Linked DNA regions of Homo sapiens: all the other regions are linked to region 1. The links are chromatin loops, found by intact Hi-C in ENCODE. Cell type or tissue: mammary epithelial cell. All regions are shown on one strand. Each heading gives the region's core, and the rest is flanking DNA. Links, peaks and the distances in the headings are about the cores only. Region 1 holds the start of LINC02535 (long intergenic non-protein coding RNA 2535). Region 2 overlaps NT5E (5'-nucleotidase ecto). Region 3 has its middle 50 kb from the start of LINC02535.

The links. Hi-C counts contacts between places; a loop is a spot of excess contacts. Peaks named below come from ENCODE experiments on the same cell type or tissue, not always from the same donor. Only the 100,000 strongest peaks of a DNase experiment are listed, where the experiment ranks them.
Region 2: a loop joins it to region 1, with 6 times the contacts of the local background. A loop is called at or near these places in 14 of 110 quality-filtered maps.
Region 3: a loop joins it to region 1, with 5 times the contacts of the local background. A loop is called at or near these places in 16 of 110 quality-filtered maps.

Annotation. Positions count from the first base shown.
Region 1 is chr6:85,402,199-85,410,709 of GRCh38, forward strand. It overlaps LINC02535 (long intergenic non-protein coding RNA 2535), which reads right to left and starts at 2,604. Exons shown (of 4, transcript NR_134633.1): 1 at 2,479-2,604; 2 at 2,057-2,176; 3 at 914-1,015. RefSeq lists an enhancer at 931-1,723. In mammary epithelial cell, for the core only: no CTCF peak of the experiment used is centred there; DNase peaks (open chromatin) are centred at 903, 1,633, 2,663 and 4,633; H3K27ac peaks cover 5,472 bases.
Region 2 is chr6:85,480,065-85,488,575 of GRCh38, forward strand. It overlaps NT5E (5'-nucleotidase ecto), which reads left to right. Exons shown (of 9, transcript NM_002526.4): 4 at 5,171-5,368; 5 at 7,271-7,425. Among named protein-coding and RNA genes, the nearest start is that of NT5E, 34 kb to the left of the region's middle. In mammary epithelial cell, for the core only: a CTCF peak has its summit at 3,214 (motif pointing left); a DNase peak (open chromatin) is centred at 3,207.
Region 3 is chr6:85,350,854-85,359,364 of GRCh38, forward strand. No RefSeq gene overlaps it. Among named protein-coding and RNA genes, the nearest start is that of LINC02535, 50 kb to the right of the region's middle. RefSeq lists a silencer at 4,246-4,295. In mammary epithelial cell, for the core only: a CTCF peak has its summit at 4,360 (motif pointing right); a DNase peak (open chromatin) is centred at 4,358.

The sequences.
Region 1 (8,511 bases), core at 273-8,272:
AGGTCAACTTTACAGCTGGTTGGCAGACACACAGGAAACATTTGGAGCCACATCCTTGATTACTAGTGTCTACCAATGGTTAATAGGAACCAGACTGGTGAAATAGGCAACATGTGCTCAAAGTCACCCAGAGGAGGGGACAACACAGAGGCTGAAACCCAGGCCCCATCTTGCCCCAGGACAAAACCCTGCTTCTGTGACTACAACCACAGCCTTAGTTTTCTTTGCATGAAAAAGCCTCTAGGGGCCAAGGCCATGGTCCAGGGGGCTGTGCTGCTTACAGGAGGAAACTTTCTCTAGTTCCTCTGTCCTGAGAAGGCACAGAGAATTAGGTGAACCTGGCTCAAGTCTCCCAATTGCACCATCTTGAATGAGCCTTGTATTCTTCCTGTGAAAGATGTAACATCAAGATACCTTCATTTGCTCTAGCTTCTGTACAGGGGTTCCACTGTACACCAACCCAGAAGCAAGATCTACCCCTCTTATTTTCCACAAGAAGAAAGCCAGTCTCGTGAGCACATCATAATCATGGTTGTTGGGTTGAAGATGAGTGACCTTGGGGGTAAGGGTACTTTCCACAGGACAACCCAGGGCCCAGCTCTCCTATTTTTCTTGCAGAGCCAGCCCCATACCCGGGCCCTGGTCTCCAAAAGCCCTAGCCCAGCCATCACCCTGTCCACTGCACAGCAACTTTGGGAAGGCCTGTCCAGCCCTGTCCTCAGCCTGCTTCTCTCCCATGGGCCAGCCCTTGTCCTTTCCAGTCCTTTCCAGAATTCTAGTGAATAAGATGTCTCCACACAAATGAATAATTCAGTAAGCACGTGGCGCGTAGCTGACACTTACCAAATATTGGTGGAATATGCAAGGGAGGGAATGAATACATGAACAATTGGAGCCTCGTCATGTGTATTACCTAAGAAAGCTGAATTCCGGGTTGAGGTGGAATCGAGTGTTTCTGCAGCCTCTTTCAAAATAGACAAGTCAGCACAAGGCATCTGGCTCCTCAGCAAACTTCCTAATCATAGGAAATAAAAGGTTATATGGCACAGAGGTTACCTACAGGCTGGAATGTTTTCTAAACAAAAGAATAAAACACCGTGCCTGTGAAGGAAAAGCAAAGCTAGAGCCAGGAGCCAGGGAAGGGTCCTTGGTAAAGAAGACTAGAGTGTCATGCCTTTGACAAGGAAAGAGAAGGCCAGCAGACCAGATGCCTGTCACTGAAGCAAGTCCCCTTCCTGCTTCACTAGACCCCCATGGCCAGCCTTGTAACAAGGCACAGAGACGTGGCTTTAGCTGTGAATCGTCACATTCAAGGAATGTACATCTCCAACTCCAAAAAGAGCCTGCCTCCCTGACTTCACTGAACAGCAAGTCTCTGCTTTCCTCAAAGTCTCAGCCTGGGCAGGAACAAGCTATTCTCACACCTCCAGTTGCAGCCCCTAAAACATCATCTCTATCTCTTGGCACAAAGAGAAATGGTAAAAATATCCACTTCACACCATAAGACTGTTTGCCAGAAAGAATAGAGTTTTACCCACCCTTCATTAAGTATGTTTTCAAATGTTACTCTTTCCCTCTCTGCTGGGTATGAGTGAATCACATCCTCAGGAAATACCACTGGGTATGTAAATTAGCACTCTGGAATGTCTTAAGACATGAAGTTAGTTCAGCTGACTCCCTGGTTGTATGTGGCTTTGAAATGAACACTTAAAGCCTTTAAACAGGTATGACCTTGTTTATGAATTATGTTATGAATTAGTATTCAAGGTGGGTAATGTTGGTGCTCAGGTGTTTGTCCAGGTAAAAGGCAAATCAGCTTAATGTAAAGCCCTTACTCCACGGTTTTGACACACGTGCTATTGCCTAAATGAATGAATCTTGCGGACCACTTCTAAGGCTGGTGAATGAAGTCAAAGAAGTCAAAGCAGGGGGGGACCCAGCTTTAGGAAATAGCATGGCTTATGTTACCCTTAAACCACTTTTGTTTTAAAAGAAAGATAATAGGGACCTAACAAAGAGAGGCTGTGTGTCCTTAGAGCACCTTTTATCAATGTACCAGGAAAAAGAGGTTAAGAACTCTGAATCTGGAGGTTGTCAGGCCTCTGAGCCCAAGCTAAGCCATCATATCCCCTGTGACCTGACGTATACATCCAGATGGCCTGAAGCAACTGAAGATCTACAAAAGAAGTGAAAATAGCCTTAACTGATGACATTCCACCACTGTGATTTGTTTCTGCCCCACCCTAACTGACCAATGTACTTTGTAATCTCCCCCACCCTTAAGAAAGTTCTTTGTAATTCTCCCCATGCTTGAGAATGTACTTTGTGAGATCCACCCCCTGCCCACAAAACATTGCTCCTAACTCCACCGCCTATCCCCAAACATGTAAGAACTGATGATAATCCCACACTTGGCTGACTCTCTTTTCGGACTCAGCCCGCCTGCACCCAAGTGAAATAAACAGTCTTGTTGCTCACACAAAGCCTGTTTGGTGGTATCTTCACACGGACGCGCATGACAGAGGTAACTTTAAGAGAAGGAACAATATAATCCTTGTATGTTCAAGCTATTTGCTCCTGTGTTCCAGCCTTGATGGAAGAATCGGGCATCACTGTGGGGGCGGTGAGTCAAGCTGGCTGGCAGTGCTTCAGGAAATCGGGTGTGAGGCCTGTCTATGCTATGCAAATAAATAATACTCCCAGACGGAGGCAGGATTTTCATTCAATCTTCCGGAATTTGTATGAATCTTAGACCTAAAAATGATGGGCAATGAAGCTGAGTCACAGTATAATCTGAGTGGATCCTATAAACTCAGTTACTTCACTCTGTCTTTTGCTTGTATCAGCCCAGAGAGATCTTACTGCAAACCTAGCTGAAGGGCTCTCAGAAACCAGAACACAGGAGCTCATTTGTGCTTCCGAGTTGATGGAAGGGAATCACAGGTGTCAGTCTTGATTGGGCACAGAGAAAACTCACACCAAGTTACAAGAGGAAATTTCATTTGTTTCTCTAAGATAAAACAATACATCCCTCCAGATGCTAATTTATAAAATGTCATTGCACTCAATGTTTTTTCAGTCCAATTCAAGCTTGTGGCTATGAATTCAAAATAAACAGAGCTGATCTGGGGAGCCACAAAGCTTTGCAGAGAAAAACAAACATCAGTTATTGTTAAGGGAAAAACCACACACATCTTTGCCTCAAATCAGAAGAAAGGTGAGGCTAAAAGCCAAGTGGTTTAACGTTTGAAAACTTCCTTTTTCTAAGGGCGTGTTTGTTTTAATAAGTTAATACTTGATATGCCTGTGCAAAGTCCAGGATGGACAACTGCCCCAACTCTAACCAGACAATGTCTCCTCTGTGGGCCAACCCTGATTCTGACTTGGGGAAATCTGGGGGCTGGGGAAGCCCTGCTCTGTGCAGACAACCTCCAAAATCCCTCCTGCTTTCTGGCCTTTCTCCACCTGAACTGCCCACTCCAACACAACTTTATCCACTTGTTCTCTTCAGCAAGAAACTCCTTCACAGAGAAACCACCAGCCCATTCAGCCCCTTTGTGGGGAATATGAAAATGCACCTCACAGCACCACTGACCCAGGGTGCCTCTGAGAGGCAGGGAGCACCCTGTAGCGAGCCAGGTAGGGCTCCTCTCCCCTCAGAGGGTTACAGCCTACACACACATGAGCCATGCCCCATCCTCATTCTCCCCCTACTCTAGATCGAAACCCAGCTTAGGAACCACCTTCAGCATGTCCCATGTCATCTGGAGCTTCATCACTTCCAAAGAGCCCCGGTGACAACTTCCTAATCTCATCCTGGCTAGAATGCTGATAAAAATGTACTAAGGGGAAAACCCAAGCCTGGGCCCTTCTTGCTCAGACCTTTTTTTCTATGTTGTTCCTTTTTAATTCTAAAACAATGCCTGTTTATTGTGCAAAGCCTAGCCTACCTCTTTTTAATTTGGGATCAAAATTAAATAGAAACTTTGGGCTTTTTTGTGTAATAGATCATACTTATTTTCCCATGACATTAAAAACTTTTTTGAAACATAATGACAGCATAATATTCCCTTGCATAGAAATACCTTAAGAGTCCCCCTGACACTGACTGTGATATGTTCATTTATGCATTACCCATTATTGCCTGTGATTTGGGGTTTTAGCCATTGTAGGAAAAGGCAAGGAGTGATTAAACCCTTCTTAAGTTATCCTATTCTGTTTCTGTCTGGGGCCCTGACTGACACAGCAAAAATGTGCAAATGCAAATGCCCCTTTAATTATAGCAGGACTGTGTGATACACCTACAAGCAGGGCAAGCCCCAGGTTTCACAGACCATTTTGCTTTTTTCCAGTCCTTTGAGTCCTAGAAAAACAAGTTAGAGAATGTGTCAGCCCATGATACACACTGTGTGGATGGGACAAATGATGTGCTCTACAAGCACATGGGAAGGACAGGGGCAACTAATGGATTCCACAGGAGATGGAACCCCTGAGGCCACATCCCTGAGGGTAGGAAACATTTCAGTGGCGTGAGACAGCCCGCACCTGGATCAGAGAGCCTCTCTGCCCATATTAAACAAGATCAGACACAGCCTGCGACTTGCAGCCTGTTCTGTCAACACAACAACTTCTACCAAAGGTAGGTATGTGAGATCCAGCACTTCATTTATTCATTTGACAAATGTTTGTTGAATATTTGTTGATTTACTATCCTCTACGTGCCAGATCATGTTCTAAGTGATGATCTCATTTTCCAGCATGCCTTTCGTCTTGGTGGTACTAAAAGCAAGTGTCTCTCTCTCACACACAGACACACACATCATCATCATCATCATCATCATCATCATCATCTTTGGTTCCCACCTTGAAAACCACATCTTTCATCTTCCACTACTCAGGACTCTTCCTCCTCATGAGTTTTCTGTAAGATACCCAATATCCCACTCTGGCAAACTCCTAACTTTCATCCATCTCATTTCCTCACTCCCATAGGACCTTCCCTTCCACCCCATACAGACATGGGGACTTCAATCCTCCATTTATTTCCATTCATCTTTTCCCTCCTGGATCTCCTCCATTCCTTGCTACTGCCCCAGTTTCCTAACTGGCCTCCCTGTTTTCAGTGTCTCTGAAATTCAAATCATTCTCCACCCTGCCATCAGAGGATGTATCTAAAATTACCTCTGCTCATACTGCTCCCCAAAATCTTAGCAAAGCATAAACATCTTGAACTCGCTCCCCTTCTTCAAACTTGACGTGATCCCTGAGGCCTCAGCAACTGTGGCTCCTGTGTTCTCCTGCCCATGGTGTTCTTTTCTCTCCCTGCTTTGGTGACTTCCCATTTGACCATACAATTCCAGTCTGTCATCACCTCATCCTGGTGGGTGAGGCTGAGGAAGAACTTAAAAGAGAAGAAATATTTATAGAGGGAGGATTTTATGTTTCTCTTGCAAGTTGAGCCCTCTCCTACAGATCACCTACATTGGCTAATGCTGCTCTTGTGGGCACAGAGTCTTCCAGAAATAACCATGATAGGTGTGAGGTTTTGCCCCTAGCCAGCACAGGTTGACATGACATGTTCCCAGGGCAGAAGACAAGTGACCCAGTTGGCTCTGCTGCATCGCTACAACCAGCACCCTGGTTCTCAAGCCCACCGTCATTTGCTACATACTGGGGCAACTCTTCTCTACCTGAAAATGCTTCATGGATTTGTTTGCTTGTTTATTGTATGCTTTCCCCACTAGAGCAGGGTCTATCATTTATTTATTTATAGCACTTAGAACACTTTCAGAAACATAGTGGTTCGATGAATGTTGCCTAAATGAAGGCAGAAGGAAAGTCTCCTAACTCTTCATACAATCACTAAGTCATCTGTGCTCCAGGCTGGAGAGGCCAGGGAAATTTGGGTTAGATACTCAAGTTCAAATCAGACCACATCATTTTGCTTCTCAGAAGTTTCAAATGCTCCTGGGCTTCTAACTGGCAATGGTGGAAATGCTACCTCTTAAAATGCAAACCTCTTAACAGGGCAGGGGAAGGTCCTTGCTCTGGCCCCTGCTTGCCATGCTGGTGTCATCTTTCACCACTCCTGGGCTCACATTTTATCCTCCAGAGCACTGAGGAGCTGTTGCTTCTCCCACATATCCTATGTCCCTCATTCCCTGATACGGCTCACACGGTCCCCTTCCCACCCTTCCCTGTTCTTTTCATCTCTCTCAGATCCACTTATTCTTTGAGGATTCACTCAACTCATATCTCTTATACCAATTATCACCTCTCATCCCTAGTCCCCAACAAGTTTGGGAACTTGCTCCAGATCTTGGGAGAGGCTTTAGGGAACTTACGAGGCAGGCTTTTTTTTTTTTTTTTTCATTTTGTTTTGTTTTGTTTTTGTTTTGAGACAAGAGTTTTGCTCTTGTTGCCCAGGCTGGAGTGCAATGGCACAATCATGGCTCACTGCAACCTCTGTTGAGGCAGGTTTTAAGGGGAGAGATGCAGGTATGAGAAAGAAGGTCTGCAGAGACTGAATGCCTCAGCATCTGTGGCTACTCTGAGGGAGCTGGGGTTTTATTTTTTCCTTAGAAAAAATAATTTTCAGGAGAATATTCTTCTGATAACTTTCATCATTGAACTTAATAAATTGACTTTACAAGGTTTTTTCCTTGCAAATGATTATAACAACAGCAAAAAAAAAAAAAAACCATCTCCTTCCCTACCCTTCCATATTCCAAGTAGATTCCAAGTAGATTCCAAGATGTTGCCACCGTCTCAATCACTATACAAGACAGTTCCATCAGCACCAAAATGCCCTCATACTATCTTTTTATAGTCACACGCTTTCCCAACCTTTTTCCCTTAACAATCATGAATCTATTCTCCATCACCATGGTTTTCTCTTTTCTTTTCTGATCTTTTTTTGAGACGGGGTCTCGCTCTGTCAACCAGGCTGTGGTACAATCACGGCTCACTGCAACCTCGACCTCTCTCAGCCTCAGGTGATCCTCCCATCTCAGCCTCCCCAGTAAATGAGAATACAGGCACATGCCACCAGGCCTGGCTAATTTTTTTGTATTTTTTAGTAGAAACTGGGTTTCACCATGTTCCCCAGGCTGGTCTCAAACTCCTGAGCTCAAGCAATCTGCCTACCTTGGCCTCCCAAAGTGCTGGGATTACAGGCATGAGCCACCGTGTCCAGCTAGGTTTGTCATTTCGAGAATGTCATATAAATGGAACCATCTGGTATGTAACTTTTTTTTTTTTTTTTGAGACGGAGTCTCGCTCTGTCGCCCAGGCTGGAGTGCAGTGGCGTGATCTCCCCTCACTTCAAGCTCCGCCTCCTGGGTTCACGCCATTCTACTGCCTCAGCCTCCCGAGTAGCTGGGACTACAGGCGCCCGCCACCGCGCCCGGCTAATTTTTTGTATTTTTAGTAGAGACGGGGTTTCACTGTGGTCTCGATCTCCTGACCTCGTGATCCGCCTGCCTCGGCCTCCCAAAGTGTGGTATGTAACATTTTTGAGACCAGTACCTTTAACTCAGTGTAATGCCTTTGAGAGCCACCGAAATCGTTCATTGGATCAATAGTCTATTCTTTAATATTGCTGGGTCGTTTCCATTGTATAAATGTACTGAAGTTTATCCATTCACCCATTGAAGGACATCTGAGTTGTTTTCAGATTTTAGCAATTATGAATAGAGCTGCTATTTATATTTGTGTACTTTTCTCTAGAGTAAATACGCAGGAAAGGAACTGTTGAATTTTAAGTGTATGCTTAACTTTATAAGAAATTGTGAAACCCATTTTCTTCCCACAACATATGAGTTCTTTTTTTGTTTGTTTGTTTTGGTTTTTTTTACTTGCCACCACGCCCAGCTAATTTTTGTATTTTTAGTAGAGATGGGGTTTCACCATGTGGACCAGGCTGGTCTTGAACTCCTGACCTTAGGTGATCCGCCCGCCTTGGCCTCCCAAAGTGCTGGGATTACAAGCATAAGCCACTGCGCCCAGCCCCACAGCGTATGAGTTCTAATTGTTCCACATTTTTTATGGCACTTGCTATTATCAGTATTTTTAATTTTAGCCATTCTAATAGGTGTATAGTGGTATCTATTGTAGTTTAATTTGCATTTCCCAAGGGCTAATGAGGCAGAACATCTTTCCATGTGCTTATTTCTATCTTTGTACTCTCTTTGGTATAGTGCCTATAGATCAATTAGGAGAGAATTGATATCTTTTCTGTGTTGAATCTTCCAATCCATGAGCACAGTATGTCTCTCCACTTTTTTTTTTTTTTTTTTTTTGAGATGGAGTCTCACTCTGTTGCCCAGGCTAGAGTACAGTGGCATGATCTCGGCTCACTACACCCTCCGCCTCCCAGGTTCAAGTGATTCTCCTGCCTCAGCCTCCCTAGTAGCTGGGATTATAGATGCCTGCCACTGCACCTGGCTAATTTTTGTATTTTTAGTAGAGACGAGGTTTCACCATCTTGGCCAGGCTGGCCTCGAACTCCTG
Region 2 (8,511 bases), core at 205-8,204, 78 kb after region 1:
GGTGGTGGAGATCCAAAATGCTGGGCACTCACTGGAGCTCCGTGAAGATCTGTTGAATGAGTGACTAAATGTGTGGTGAACTGTCCCTACCTACAGGGTTCCCTGCTTTGCCCAGCCTATCAGGCTTGGGTACAAGCAGATAGCCTGGATTGGATTTCATGAGGGCTTTGTGCCCACTCTGTATACTACCGGAAGATGCATAATCTCTTTAGACTTCCTGGGTCATCACTGAAAGGCCAGAGGCAAGAATTTGAGCAGTAAATTGAAGCATGTGCAGAGTGACATAGTCTGGGCATAGATAACAGTACCTGACCCCTCAAATTCCCTAAAGTTGACATGACAGCTTGTGCATCATGGTTTGGTACAGAGATGACTGAAGAGACAGTGGTTGCTCCTCTGGTTGCTGGACACCTTTTGAATGGGCTGTGATGACTGGAGAGCGTGCTCTGTCCTGGTCACCTGAAGGTGCTCCTAGACTAGCAGAAGCAGAGACAGCAGCCAGGCCTGACTGGAGAGCTGGAGGGACTGGGTGCAGGGGACTTCTAGGCCAGCAGTTTCTGTGCTGTGCTCGGAGGGGCTCTGGTGGCAGGAACCTAGTCCTGGGTTCCAGCTCTACCAGGGTGCAGCCTGAGGAACTCAGCTTTCCTATTTATTGGCTTGCCTTGCCACAAAGGATTTCTTGTGTGTTAAAGATACTAATAGCTTAAACAAACAAACAAACAAACAAACAAACTATTGATTTAAACCACTAATCAAATCTTTGGTTTTACAAATTTAGAAAATAAAATTAGGCCCCAGGGACTAAATGTCTCTCCTATGGTCCAGAAACCAGACTGAAACTGACCTAGTAGCAAAACCCATTCTCCTGTATCCCAACTCCCAGTTCAGGTTCCTCTTCATTAGCTCCCACCCAGCTGCATAGTTGAGGACACTGAATTGAGGGGACCTGGGGTAAAGGGCTGGCACTCAGGCATCGCTGGCTTCTACATGATTCCACCACATGGAAAGCATCATAATCATGTATGATCCCTAGAAAAGTGTTTGCTAAACTCCTTAAGTTGTCATTCAACAAACATTTATCTAGCACCTACCACATGCTAGGCAAATTCTAGAGACACAGCTGCCCCTGCCCTCATGGAACTAAATGTCTTGAAAGAGATACTGGCCCTGATCAGATTTTTTAAAAATACATAATTATGCAAATAAATCATATTATATATAATTACAAAGCATGGTATGAAAGGAAAAGTACAAGATGCTGTGAAAGCGTATAAAAGGAGGACTTGGCCAAGTCTAGAGGATCATCAGTGAGTGTTCCCTGATGGACTAACATTAGGGCCAAGATCAGAAAGATGTCCAGGAGTTAACATGGTCAATAATCACTGTTAATCTTTATTAAGCATTTCCCTTGAGTCGAGTCAGGCTTCACTTGCTGCATTAACTTCTTTAATCTCCACAATAACTCTGTAAGGTAGGTGCTTTTGCTTTTTTTCCACTTTACAGATGAATAAACAAGAAGTAAAAAGATGTAACTAATTCACATGTAGCCCTCTGGCTTCAGAAGCTCTTTACTCCATAAGGTTCCTGGGCACGTGGGTGTGGTCTAGGAATGGGAAGAGGCTAAGAATGCTGAAGGGCAGACTGAATGTTCCAGATGAAGCTGGCGTGATAAGAAAGGGCCACATCATGTGGGTCTTATAGGTTATGATATTCATGTTAAAACTGTTAATGTTTTTGAAATATCTAAAACCAGGAAGTGCATGATCATATTTATGTTTTAGAAAGATCACTCAGGCTGCTGTGTGGAGACTGGAGTAGAAAGAAGCATAGAAGAGACCTACAGAGACTAGGAAGCTGTCACAGTAACCTAGGCACAAGATAGTAGTGGTCAAGACTAGCTTGCTTGAGGAAGTGTAGAGAAGTAGACAGATAAAAGGAGCATCCAAGGAGTGTACACTTCTAAGTAATTTAAAAGAAAGAGTCAAATCCCTTAGAAGCAATCATTTGAAATAACCTAATTACCAATCCTTTTTATCCAGTCCTCTTATGTTGTCCCAATTCAGGAATTCTTAAACCAGTTCTTGTGTTAAAATCATAGCATGGACTGCCTTACAACATTCTATACTTCAGTCCATTGAAAACCACATCAGGCCAGGTGCGTGGCTCATGCCTATAAGCCCAGCACTTTTGGAGGCCAAGGCGAGAGGACTGCTTGAGCCCAGGAATTGGAGACCACTGAACTCTAGCCTGGGCAACAGAATGAGACCCTGTTGAAAGAGAGAAAAGGAAGAAAGAAAGAAAAAAGAGGAAGGAAGGAGGGAAAAAAGGAAAAAAGGGAGGGAGGGAAGGTGGAAGAAAGAAAAAAAAAGAAAGAGAAAGAAAAGGCTGCTTCCTGGCACTTCTATTACCATGTGACACGAGAAGGGCAATTGTCCAGACCCACACTTAGGTTCACCACAGTCCTTGGTTCCCAGGACAGAGTCCTTTGAGGTTCCTTCAAGCACCCACACCATGCTGGAAAATGCAGGCTTTATAAACTCCAGATGTCAGTCCACAACTCCACAGCCCCATTGGGTTTGGTTCCTGGATGAATTCTCGGCTAGATGACTGGAATAGAGTTCTGGTGAACATCTTCCTTCCTGCCAAGATGACAAGTCAGGTTTCTAAAGACAGATGTGTAGCTCTTTGTGGAAAAAATATTCTGGGCACGAACATCTTCGGCTGAACGGCATGGAATGGTGTGGAAAATGTGAAGCCCTGGACTGGTTTCTGTGTCAGTGGTTTCCTGGGACTGCCGAGTTGAAGGGGAGCAGAAAGGGCTCAGCTGTGGAGGAGGCAGAGATTAGCCAAACTAGACCAGCTATCGCCCCAGCTGCATGGATAGCATCTTCCTTCTTGTTCCTGATTAAGCTCATTTAATATGCCAATGACAAAAGGATCATGAAGGTCTTTCCAAATGAATGAATGTTTTCTGGAGCTGAGATTGCTGGCTCCTATTTGCATAGTAGTGCATACTGAGGCATCTGACCGGATTACTGGATTCCTAACTTTTACATTCTTTTTAAGCTCAGATATTTCTACGGAAGGCAGAAAGATAAAGGCCAAAAAAAGATCAGGCTTGCCTAGCTCTTGGGTTTCCAGGAAACTGACAGACTCCTGATATCTGCAACTAGTGCTTTCTCTCCCTGGGCGGGGCGTTCTCCGCCACCTTGTGGACATTTGGGGAACTGCACCGCCCCAGCATCTATGATCAGAGGAACTGACAGAGGCTGCCATAACTACCTGGTCCCCTGAAATAAAAACCAGGCACCAGGTTTGCCCAAAGGAGGACCAACACATAGCAGAATGAGGCTGAGTAGGATGTTAACCTTCCATGCTGGTCTTCCATTATCACGTTATCTGCCACTGTCACAGACAACATCTGCATCCGCTACAGATGGAGATGGAACAAAGGCTTTCACTGGATCTCAAGTTGGATGCTTCTGTAAAAGTAAAGTTCCAAGACCTTTTTCTTTTTTTTCCCCAGTGACAGCAAGAAAATTGGATGTTACTATTGGCAACAACTATTTCCTGCTTGTGAAGCGTTGGTATTTGCAGTGCTTCTGCCCTGTGGTTATTGAGCTGAAAGGGGGGCTGCTCTTGACATAGGAGCATGGCAGGATTGGATTCTTCATAACATGCTACCCAGCTTGTCTTATGTGAAAAGAGAAGCCCAGAAAGAGCTTGGGACACAAAGATGCAAATCCTGGGTTTGCATTTGATTTGTTAAGTGTCCTTTCACAACCAGCTTGCAGACTTTAGGGGAAAAAAAATACATGGTAGGCTTGTGGGTAGTGGAGAAAACATAAGCTCCAGTACCTCACAGCCTGGGTTTTCAGTCTGCCTCCTCCCAACCCTCATCACATACCAGCTGTGTGACCGTGGGTACTCTGTCTATGACAATCAATTTTCTTGTCTGCAGAGTACAGATAATAGAGGACCTGCCCCATGGGAAGCTTGGAGGACTAAATGAGATTAAGCCCAGGGCCTGGCTCATGGCCGATTCTCGTAACAGGTCCATGTGTGTAATCAACATGTGCTGAAGTTCTCTGGACCCTCTGTAAATATCTAATAGGAACGACTAGCCATGGGTGTGATGAGGGAGATGCTAGAAACAGTAATGGGGTCAAATGAATCTGTCCCATAGTCTCTAATTTGAAACAGCTGAACTGTGCCATTGTCTCCTTGGAGGTAAGATATAAGCCACAGAGTGCCTGAAGCAGGTCTACAGTTAAGGAACTTAAATGTGCTAAGTGATTAAAGGCTGGGCTGCCTACTCCCTGTATGGCGACACTCTCCACCCTCCTGCATACTCTCCACTACTCCAGGCAGTGGTGGGCCTCCTAGCCTCTGGGTGATGAGCAGCTCCCACATCTCCCCTTTGAGACAGAGGCCTGCAGAACCTGACCAGTGTGAGGGCTGGCTGGGGTCAGGAGTGTGCCTGCTGGTTGGCCCTCAAGGTGAATGTGGCTCTTCTAAAAGACACCTGAAGGGATGCAGAATTTAGCAGCAAACGCCAAGAACAGCTCTTTGTCATCTCTGCATCTTCTACTAAAGATTTTAAGCTCCGAAGTATATGTCTGGGGTTTCTAGAGATTGCTATTCCCTTATAAGGGAAAAAATACACCCTTATTGTATATTTATTGAGCACCTACAATGTGCCAGGCACCCCAGCTAGGGAGTTTAGATATTTAATCCTCTCAGCTGCCCTGTAAAATAGGGATTGTTTAAAATGGATTTCGCCCACCTTATAGGCAAGGAAACTGAACTACAGTATGGTAAAGTGGCTTGGCTAATCCACCTGGCTAGTGAGAATGGAGCCACAGTGAACCTGGAGGATACTCTTCACGGCGTTCCATCTTTGTGTGCCCCACAGCACAAGCACAATGCCCGGGTCTTAGGAAGAGCTTGGTAAATGACTGCTGAGTTGAGAATGGTAGGATTCATGTACCAAAAGGGCATTTGGAAATGGGCAAATGCCCAGATAGGGCTCTGAAAGACTAGCTATGTAGAGCAACAGATGGCAAATCATCAATTTAAAACTCTGTCATCCAGCCAGTAGCCCGCTGGCCTACAGCCAGCCATGTATGTACAAGGGCTGACTTGATCAGCTGTGGCTCTTTTATTTCAGGCAATCCACCTTCCAAAGAGGTGCCTGCTGGGAAGTACCCATTCATAGTCACTTCTGATGATGGGCGGAAGGTTCCTGTAGTCCAGGCCTATGCTTTTGGCAAATACCTAGGCTATCTGAAGATCGAGTTTGATGAAAGAGGAAACGTCATCTCTTCCCATGGAAATCCCATTCTTCTAAACAGCAGCATTCCTGAAGGTAAGTGAAGTTCAGGGGAATGTTCCACCAATCTAAAATTTAGATGGCTGGATATTTTGCTCCTTCCCATTTTTTTCCTTTAATGTTTCAGGAAAAGACTATAATACTGTTGAAGAATTTAGTTTCTTCCTTGAGTTTGCCCTCTTCATGGATAGATTTAAAACACACCCAAATGCCAAAAGCCCCACTTGCTTCTTCAAGTCTTCTCAGCATCAGATTCCATACATCACTGCTTCCTCTGCCTTTTAAAATCTTGATCCTGACATGCCAAAGCCACTCTCAGCTTGTGTTTACAGGAGAGATAACTGAACTAAAGGGGTTCTAATTGGGCAGAGCGGGGCTCAAGTCCTGGCCCCCCAACTAGAGGCAGTGTGCCTTAGGCAAGTTGCCCAATCTCATGGGCCTCAGTTTCTTTATCAAATGAGGGAGTACCTTATTTATATGTCTGAGTCTATTGCGGGATCTGGCCAGCAGCCCGCAATGCAATGGGGCTCTCTCTTTGTTCCTAGGCAGATTGGCAGGTTGAGAAATAATAGACACACACAAGATAGTGAAAGCTGGGTCCAGGGGGGTCACTGCCTTCTGGTCCTGCGGTGCCAACAATGCACTGGATATACCAGCATTTATTATTAAGTTTAGTGAGGGCAGGGGTACGTTAGTGAGGGATTTAGGGTCATTTGATTATGAGGTGAGATGGTCACATGGGGATGAAGTAATTCTTTAACATAACATTTGTATGTAGAAGTACAGTACATTTGTATGTAGAAGTACAGTATGAGATAAGAATTTACAATATAGTGTGTGCGTCAGTAATTTCTAACAGAGCCTTAGAACAGAAACACAGTCTTTCCATAACCTATGATTAGCAAGATATTAATCAGCAGTAACAATTGCAACAAAAACTGGTTACAAATAATCCATGGAAACAGGACATGAAGCTAGATAACCAGTTAGACCAGAAATTCTCAGAGGGGAGTACGCCTTAACCCTAAAGAGGCCTAGAAGAGCGGCGGCAAGATGAGCGTGTTTATAGCCCTATCTTATCCATATGGACAGGCCCCCCCCATGCGTCCGTTTATAGGCTCCCCACAAGGGTCACATTCCATTCCCAGAGCTATGAACATCTGCTTTTCTGGGATAGGAATCTTGGTGATGGGAAACCTCCCTGACTGCACGTCCATTTGTAGGCTCTCTGCAGGGGGAAGCACATCACGTGCTGTTGGCTCATTGTGGCAGTCCAACCTGGCATTGTCTTTACACAATCCTGCATGCAATTTTGTATTTACAATAATCAGGAGCATTTCATCTTTTATTCCGTAGCAATAGTTTCAGGGCGTCTCCCTACATGAGTCTCAGAGTAAAAATACATTTTTATATCATTGATTTTCATATGTGTACAGAACACACTCCTGTGCTTGTCTCTCACTTTCCCTTTTCTGTTGACTATGATCATGTCAGGAAGATGAGGTGCACAGCACCCAGGTGAGCCTGTAGTCACAACACAGCCCTCTCAGTAGCCAGATGGGAAAGGGGCCCAGGACCACACTGACAGCGATAGCCCAGCTGTACCTCAGCAGGCCTTTTATAACTGCCCCTGGGCCTTTCAGAGCTCCTACCGCCACCACTAATGCTGTCCCAGGTGGGCCAATGGGTAGCTCATACAGATGTGATGAGCTGGTAGATGTTCAGAATATTCTTAAATTAAGATGCATTCCAGGTCTTATTACCAGGAAACAAAATAGAAGTTCCTAAGGAAATTTCATGGTCAAAACCAAAATGCACACAAATATGGTAAACAAATATGTTCTCACAGCAAGTAAGATAGATGATGTTTCATTCCTTTTCCAGAATTTAGCCCAGTGTGAGATTTAATTGTAGGGTACCTTCTTTTCTTTCTTCTAGATCCAAGCATAAAAGCAGACATTAACAAATGGAGGATAAAATTGGATAATTATTCTACCCAGGAATTAGGGAAAACAATTGTCTATCTGGATGGCTCCTCTCAATCATGCCGCTTTAGAGAATGCAACATGGGCAACCTGATTTGTGATGCAATGGTAAGTCATCAGCAGGAGTGGACATATGCTAGGGAGGAAGGAAAGGAAGAGGGAAGAGGAAGGAAGGATGCGAGAAGGGATAGATCGATAGCTACAGAATGAGGGATTTCAAAACATTTTTAGCCAGGGTGGTGGCATGTGCCTATAGTCCCAGCTACTCGGGAGGCTTAGGTGGGAAGATGGCTTGAGCCCAGGAGGCTGCAGTGAGCTATAATTGCACCAGTGCACTCCAGCCTGGGCAAAAGAGCGAGACTCTGTCTCTAAAATTAAATAAATATGAAAAATAAATAAAACATTAGTGCCTAAACAAAAGCCTGATGTAGCTTCATACTCAGTACCTTCTTAAGGTGCTGGAAGGAGATCAGGTAACCACCAACATACTGCTTTACAAGAACTAAAACCTTTATTTTAAGGTGTTCTTAGATGTCTGAATTTTGGATGTTGCTTTCCTTTTGTAAGATGATGCAAATGCACAAACTCTGCTACCCTGGAGATATCAACATAATAGATAAAAGCATATCTGTTTGGCCAGACTGTTTTTCACTCATCTGTTCACTTGACTCCAGAGAACCCTGGCCTTGTGTGACAGGAACCTCTTTCACAGGCACAGAAAGACAACACACAGTTTTAATGGTAATAACAAGTCCTATGGCTGAGCAAGACCAGGTATGAAGAACAAGCCCGTCTACTTGTCACCAGGCGGAATGGCCATGGTAGCTCTCTGGGGGCCTTACTGAGCCAAGGTCTCCTATGTCGGACTACTACTTCCATGGGCTCACAGCCTGCACCCAGGGAAGTCATTTCTGTCAGTGCTTGGCATGCATTGCCCAGTGCCCAGGATACAACTGCACTCGATAAATGTTTGCCGTGTAAATGACAACAATCATGCTCATGCCAAGACCAGACTCATGATGTCTCCTCAGCATCATGCAGTCAATGCCAGAGAAGTAGTTAAGGAGAAGCTGGTATATAAATGTTAAGAGAAGTCTGGAGGGAAACAACCCAGGCTGTTGGCAGTGCTTATCCACTCTGTTAAAGAGGCTAGGACAAAGGAGAGCTTTTGCTTTTTATTTATTTATTTATTTA
Region 3 (8,511 bases), core at 392-8,391, 51 kb before region 1:
TGTTCTCCTAAGAGAATAGTATTCATCCTCATAGATAGTTAAATTGCAGCACATACTTCAAATCACACAATGCACTTCTTAAATAATTTAAAAGTCCTAAAAATGATTTTTGAAAAAATGTGGACCTAATCTGAAGCATTCTGAACTTCCACCTCTTTGAATATGCACTAAAAGTAGAAGGGATTTATATGAATATCTCACTTAAAAGTTAAAACTCCAGGCTTCTTGTGCACACACACATGCACACTTACACACACATGCACACACACCATATAGTCCTCGACAGGTGCCACACTCACCTCCTCACTGCCAGGAATACCAATTTTCAAGCAGGAAGACACAGTGTGTCAGAATAGAAACAAATGAACAAGGGTAAGAATCCATGAACCAATGAGCAAGAACAGAGCAACAGAAGTGCGGCATGAGGGAAACACGATCAAAAACCCCACTGCTTAATAAAAATCTATTACATTTGGATGCACCTTTAAATTTCTAAAGCGTGTTCTCACCTTTCATCACAATTTAGATCCATTCTCATCATTAACCCTAAAGGCCCCGGCAACTTGAGGCCATTCCCTTTTGGCAGACTACAGCAGAGGCAAACTATCGTAAGTGGTTAGTTTTATCAAGTAAGCTGATACCTGGGTGGGATGTGTTTCAGAAAAAAAAGGTCATCAGGTTTGGGGGCAGAAGTGTGACAGACATGTCAGGCACTAAATAAAAGTTTGTTGGATGGATGGATGGATGGAAAAATGGATGTATCGATGGATTAACAAACAAATGGAGGGACTTGTGAAAACAATCCCAGGAAGATAGAAGGCTGCTGAAGCTTTCAATGACATAATAAACTGTTTAATGAGCTCTGTGTTGGACCATGACTTACACAGGTTTGCCTTTTAAAAACTACAATAGGTTTAACTGTTCATTACCAAAATTATCAGGTAATTAGAACAATGTGTCTTCAGTCTCACAATGACCTCATGTCATTATGTGTTTATGTGTGTGTGTGTGTGTGTATGTGTGTATGTGCTAATGATCTGGATCTGCGTGTAAATATATTGCTATTTCTGGATTGATTTGTAATTATAGTCACGAGTCACTTAATAACAAGAATATATCCTGAGAAATGTATTGTTGGGTGATTTTGTCATTATGTGAACATCAGAGTGTACCTGCACAAACTCAGATGTTATCGCTTGCTACACACATGGCTATACGGCATACCCTATTGGTCCTAGGCTACAAACCTGTGCAGCATGTTACTGCACTTAATGCTGTAGGCAATTATAACACAATGGCAAGTATTTGTGCATCTAAACATATCTAAGCAAAAAGGTGCAGTAAAAATAGGATATAAGAGATAATAAAGGGTACATTTATATAGGGCACTTATCACAAAAGGAGCTTGAAGGACTGGAAGTTGCTCTAAGTCGGTGAGTGGTGAGTGAATGTGAAGGCCTGGGGGCATTACTGTAAACTACTGTAGACTACTGTATAAACACTATACACTTAGGCTACACCAAATTCGTATTTTTAAAATTTCTTCAATAATAAATTAACCTTAGCTTGCTGTAACATTTTTACTTTATAAGCTTTTTAATTTTTTTGACTTTTGGACTCTTGTAATAACACTTAGCTTCAAACACAAATATATCGTACAACTATTCAAAAATATTTTCTTTCTTTATAAGCCTATTTTATAAGCGTTTTTCTGTTTTTAGTTTCTTTTGTTTTTACTCTTTAAACTTTTTGCTAAAAACTAAGACACACACACACACATCAACGTAGGCCAACACGAGGTTGGGATCATCAGTATCACTGTCTCCACCTCCCATCTTGTCCCACTGGAAGGTCTTCAGGGGCAATAATATGCAAAGAGCTGTTTTCTCCTATGATAACAATACCTTCTTCTGGAATACCTCCTGAAGGACCTGCCCAAGGCTGTTTACAGTTAACTTTTATTATAAGTAGAAGGAGTACACTCTAAAATAATGATTAAAAAGTAGAGTATAGTAATCTTATGGGACCACCTCATATATGCCGTCCATTATTAACCAAAATTTCATTATGCAGCACATGATTATATAGTACTATTCCTGGATTTGTTTGAAAGTATATTTGTTACTCCTTGGAAGATGATTAAGCTACCACCATATTTCAGAAAGTTACCTCTAACTTGATGGCCTTTAAGAATACTTTTATAGCTGGTCCCTTTGCTATTAATTAAGCTAAGAATATTTTTATCCTTACAATCATATAAATTCAAAAAGACACTGAGCACTACACTTCTGTACTCTGGGTAAATGATACAACAGATTTCAAGGCAATGTAGCCAATGCTGGGCACCTGGGGGTTTCGGTTCTACTTCTGGATGTGTGAGTTGGGGCAGATGGCTTAGCCTATCTTGATCGTAGTGTCCTCGCAAGTAGAATCCTGTGGAGTGGATTAGAATAACTTCTTAAATAATATTAAGAAATATTTCCATATAGCAAAAAAGTAATATAACAAACACCATGTGCCTAAAGCCCAAACTTTATAAATGTACTGGTACCCCTGTGAACCTGACTCATTAGAAAAGGCTCAGAATTATAAAGGGAGGCCCAGGATGAAGCCTGCCCTGCAGAGCAAAGGCACACATACCTATGGCTGGAAATTGCAGATACAGGATTCTAGACAGAGATCTCCCATGTGGAATTACATTTTTGCAAGGGCATAGACACTTACCCAAGAGGTAAAATAAAAGATGTGTGTGCTGGTCCATTCTAAAAGAGATACAAAGTTACTGAGGTAAAACTTGCTAAAGGTTATCTGAAATATGTTTCACCACCTTATGCCTAACAATGTCCAGGCTTTAAAAGAAAAGGCTAAATATTCCCTAAGATTGGTAGAGAGGATCCCTTTGGAGAGCACTGTTAGAGTGCTAAGCCTCCTCCACTTGCCATGGGTGGTAGGTCCCCTCCAACCTATTCCCATGTGAGGGCCACTTGACAAGATTCCCTGGAGCCTGGAGGACACAGTGGCTGATAATGCCTGGAGGTGCCAGGAGGGGAGGAGGTTTCAAGATAGGGCTGCAGTACTTCTGACCATAGGGAGATACAGTTCCTAAAGCCAGAAGGGACCCCATGGAAGATAGCAAGCTTGCAACATCCAGAAACAACTCTACCCAAAAGGTCTATCTGCCATACTAGATGACCCAGCAGAGAGGGTCTGTGTGGGGTGTACCACCAGAGGCAGGAGTGGTAGATGGTGTCAGAGAAAGGTACAGAGACAGGTTCCCTCAGGGAGTAGAGGTCTCCAAATAGCTCCAGATGTGTTCCCACATCACACAGTCATCTGCCACTGCAAGAGGGCATCATCCCAAACTGCAATCTGAGCCAGTCATGTACCTTGAAGATCAAGGACACCACAGAGCAAGTCAGAGAAGTGTAGAAGACGCTGATGTCTGAGCCTTTCCAGTCCAAGCCAGGCAAGGGCAGGGATGTTTTCATTTGAATGAGCGATTAAAGCTTTTGTTTAGATCACTCTGGACATTTTAAAGGCTTTTAAAGGAGGCTATAAATTAATACCTAAAAGTGACATCAAAATCTATGGGATCTGCTCAAAAAATCAATAAAGGATTGGGAAGTGAGATTTCCACATGGCATATGTGAAAGAAGTGGCATGAGAACATAAAATTATTTTTAATGACATCTGCCACACGGAGGCCAAATATTACATGAATATTTTGCCATATTGGCTTAGATCCTCCTTTTTAAAAAATATAAGGCATTACAGATACAGTAACAGTCCCTCCTTCCCATTACCACTTACCTCCCTCCCTTCCCAGGTGCAACCTCTATTCTAAAGTTGGCGTGTACAGTTCCTGCCTGTGTTTTTATATTCTTCCAATGTAATTATGTATTTGAAAACAGTATATAGTACGTGCTGGAAATTTTTAGCATGATATCTATAGTCCTTTCTAACTATAATTCTATGATATAGTGTGACTTTTTTTATTTTAGTAAAATAATAAAAGTGAAGGGACTTTTCCAATTCCCTCTCTCTACACTTTTGCCTCACTGATCATGAAATACTACAGCTCATGGAGTGATATACAGAGGTCTGTCTATCCTTAAAAAAAAAAAAAAAAATTATTAAGAGATGGGGTCTCACTCTGTCACCCAGGTTGGACTGCGGTGGCACAATCATAGCTCACTGCTGCCTCAAACTTCTGGGCTCATGAGATAACTGCTGCCTTAGCCTCCTGAGTAGCTGGGATTACAGGCATAAGCCACCCCGCCCAGCTGTGCTGTGCTAAATTAAAGGAAGCAAAGCAAGAGGGTTGCAGTGGGAAAGAGCGCCCGGTGCAGATGCAGCAGGTGTCCAGCAGAGGGCGATATCATCTAATAAAAGTGCACACGCCTGGGTGGTTGCTTCGAATAATTGAGCCACTGTATACTTTTAAGATAACATTTTAAGTTCTAGAAGATAATATTCTTAGAAAACACAAGCCTGATCATATGAATTATTTGCCCAAGGTGACAAAGCTAGTTAATATTTACTACTTCTGCCTTCCAATCCAGTGCTCTGGTAGGTCTGTCGGCTGCCCTGCAAACATTCAACAGATATAAGAAATCAAATTGGTCTAAATCAAATCACCGATAATATTTGTACTTTTTATTAAATGTGTTATGATTTTTTGGTGCCAGTTTTAAGCCTGCAACATACTCAACAGGGCACTTTAGTCACCATCAAGATGATTTCAGAGTTTGAGGAAACAACAAGAAACAAAGAATTTGCAAGTGGATAAAATTATTTAAAAATTATAAAATCATACTGAAGCAGGAATATTTTTAACCCAAAAAACAAACTTTAAGTTCTAATTCTTTACATTTATTCTAAGCATATGTTGATAATGTTTTATATGACATTTTTAGAATGATATCAAGTGTACATTCTATTGACTACCCAGTTGGGATAGAAATATTAGTCAGATTAGGACAGTTTATGCTGAAATTACAAAGAAAGCTCACCATCTCATAGCCAAAACGATAAAGCAGGAGTCAGAAAACAAGGCCAGAACCTGCTTTTTTGCAAAGTTTTACTGAAACACAGATACACCCATTTGTTTGCATATTATCTGAGGCTGCCTTTGAGTATCAATAGCAGTTGAATAGTTGCCACGCATATCTTCAATGTCAATGGCCTCTTGACCTGCAAAGCCTAAAATGTACACTACTTGTCTGTCTTAGTCCATTTGTGCTGCTGTAATAGAATACCACAGATTGGATAATTTATAAACAGAAATGTATTGACCCACAGTTCTGGAGGAACTGGATCTTGATATTGGGAACTCCAATATCAAGGCATGACAGGTTTGGCCATTCTGACTCTATGATGACACATGGAACACTGCATCCTCTGGAGGGAGAATGCTTGGCTTCACATGACAGAAAGGCAAAGACACCAAAAGGGGGCCAAACTTGCGTTTTTATCACAGCATTAATCTCACCCATGCGGGTGGCACCTTCATGGCCTAATTGCCTCTTAAAGATCCCACTTCACAATACAGTTGCAATGGCAGTTAAATTTCAACATGAGTTTGGAGAGGGACAAACATGCAAACCATAGTACTGATCTTTTATAGAAAAAGTTTGCCGGACATGAACAGACACTTCTCAAAAGAAGACATTTATGCAGCCAAAAAACACATGAAAAAAGGCTCACCATCACTGGCCATCAGAGAAATGCAAATCAAAACCACAATGAGATACCATCTCACACCAGTTAGAATGGCAATCATTAAAAAGTCAGGAAACAACAGGTGCTGGAGAGGATGTGGAGAAATAGAAACACTTTTACACTGTTGGTGGGACTGTAAACTAGTTCAACCATTGTGGAAGTTAGTGTGGCGATTCCTCAGGGATCTAGAACTAGAAATACCATTTGATCCAGCCATCCTATTACTGGGTATATATGCAAAGGACTCTAAATCATGCTGCTATAAAGACACATGCACACGTATATTTACTGCAGCACTATTCACAATAGCAAAGACTTGGAACCAAGCCAAATGTCCAACAATGATAGACTGGATTAAGAAAATGTGGCACATATGCACCATGGAATACTATGCAGCCATAAAAAATGATGAGTTCATGTCCTTTGTAGGGACATGGATGAAATTGGAAATCATCATTCTCAGTAAACTATCGCAAGGACAAAAAACCAAGCACCACATGTTCTCACTCACAGGTGGGAATTGAGCAATGAGAACATATGGACACAAGAAGGGGAACATCACACTCTGGGGACTGTTGTGGGGTGGGGGGAGGGGGGAGGGATAGCATTAGGAGATATACCTAATGCTAAATGATGAGTTAATGGGTGCAGCACACCAGCATGGCACATGTATACATATGTAACTAACCTGCACATTGTGCACATGTACCCTAAAACTTAAAGTATAATAATAATAAAATAAAATTAAAAAAAAGAAAAAGTTTGCCAATCCCTTCTATAATGCAATGCTGTCCGATAAAACTTTCTATGGTGACAAAAATGTTCTATATCTATACAGTCCAATACGGTAGTCACTAGCCACATATGGCTATTGAGCACTTGAAATATGACTAGCAGTTACCAAAGTGGGAATGGATAGTGAGTAAACAACTAACCATGTTTGCCAATTATTGTATGTCTTAAGCTCCAAGATTATCCTCTGATATTGGTTTACTAGGATTTCATAAATAGGTATGTGTTCTTTGTATTCATTCCTTAATATTGAATAGCAACTAAGGAACAGAATTTTTAATTTCAATTAATTTACATTTAAATCAATTAAAAAACAGGAGCTTTGAGGAACTAATAGCCTAATGGCATTCATTAATCTCTTGGCATCCCACACTGTTTTTTTACAAAAACAGGCTGCAGGGCAGATTTGCCTAAGGGCAGTATTTCATTGACCCTTGCTTTATAGTGTTGATACTGAGATGTCGGGCTTTCTTTGTGACTTCAACATAAACTACCCTATCCTGACTCATACATTTCTACAGCTCCCCACTTCCTTCAGAAAGACCATAACTCAAAAATTCTTTTAAGGAAAAATCAGAGAAAGCACTACCCACCATGTAAAGTTGTCCTTCATTTCTTTGTCTTCCATTTATCTCTTCTAACCAGTATTCATGTATCACTTAGGAATACTTTGACTGCAAGTAACAGAACAATGGCCTAAACAATCAGGGATTGTTTTTTTCATATAACAAGAAGTTTGGAAGTAGACAACTTCTGGCATCAGTTCAGCAGTTCAACAATGTCAGAGCTGGTATCTCTACAATTCTCCTGAACTTTCTGTCGTGGTTATAAAATGGCTGCTGCCACATTTAAGGCAGAAAAAAGTGGAACTAGGTATTTTACTAAACACATCTGTCTCTTTTATAAGGAAAGAAAAAGATTTCCTAGAAGACACTCCGGATATAAAGCCTTACCTTATTGGTATCTGGGAACAACCAGCACTGAGTCGTATAACCACCAGAGACGTAAAATAGTCTGGGAAAGCAGGAAACCACTTTCCAATAGTGGTTGTCACCTAGGGCTGGGCACACTGCCCCCATAAAGGTGGGAATAAATATTGAGTAAACAACTAATCATGTTAGCCAATTATAGCGTCTTAAGCAAAAAGACTATCCTTTGATGTTAGTTTTCTAGGGTCTCATGAATAGGTATGTGTTCTTTGCATCCATTCCTTAATTCAATGATTATTTTCTGATACCTATTGGAGGTCAGGCATTGGACAAGGTGTCAGGAAGGGGCAGATGATGAGGCTGGAAATGATATCTAGAATATGCAGGGTCTATGTAAAAGTATAAATGGAAGGTTTTATGAAGTATCATAAAGACTTATGCCCAATATGCCACAAATTTACATTTTTACTTGAGAGTTTCAGTACATTACACCTGCAAGCTCTTCATGAGTGACTTAGCTTACTATGACATTTATTGCAGATTCAAAAATGTAGTTCTTCTGGGGCCAGGTGCGGTGGCTCATGCCTGTAATCCCAGCACTTTGGGAGGCTGAGGTGGATGGATCACGAGGTCAAGACATCAAGACCATCCTGACCAATCTAGTGAAACCCCGTTTCTACTAAAAACAAAACAAACAAACAAAAAAAAAACAAAAATTAGCCAGGCATGGTGGTACGTGCCTGTAGTCCCAGCTACTCGGGAGGCTGAGGGAGGAGAATCACTTGAACCCGGGAGGCGGAGGTTGCAGTGAGGCAAGATGGCACCACTGCATGCCAGCCTGGCCAGCCTGGGCAACAAGAGCAAAACTCCACCTCAAAAAAAAAAAAAAAAAAAAAAAATATATATATATATATATATATATATATAGTTCTTCTGGGTGATATTTTTAAATCTTCTAATAGGTACAAATCTCAGTGACTCAGCTGTGTAAGTAATATACTAGAGCTTTTGCTACTTTTCTATGTAAATCTTCCATTCTGCTGAAGTAGCAGAAACTTCATGTCAGTGA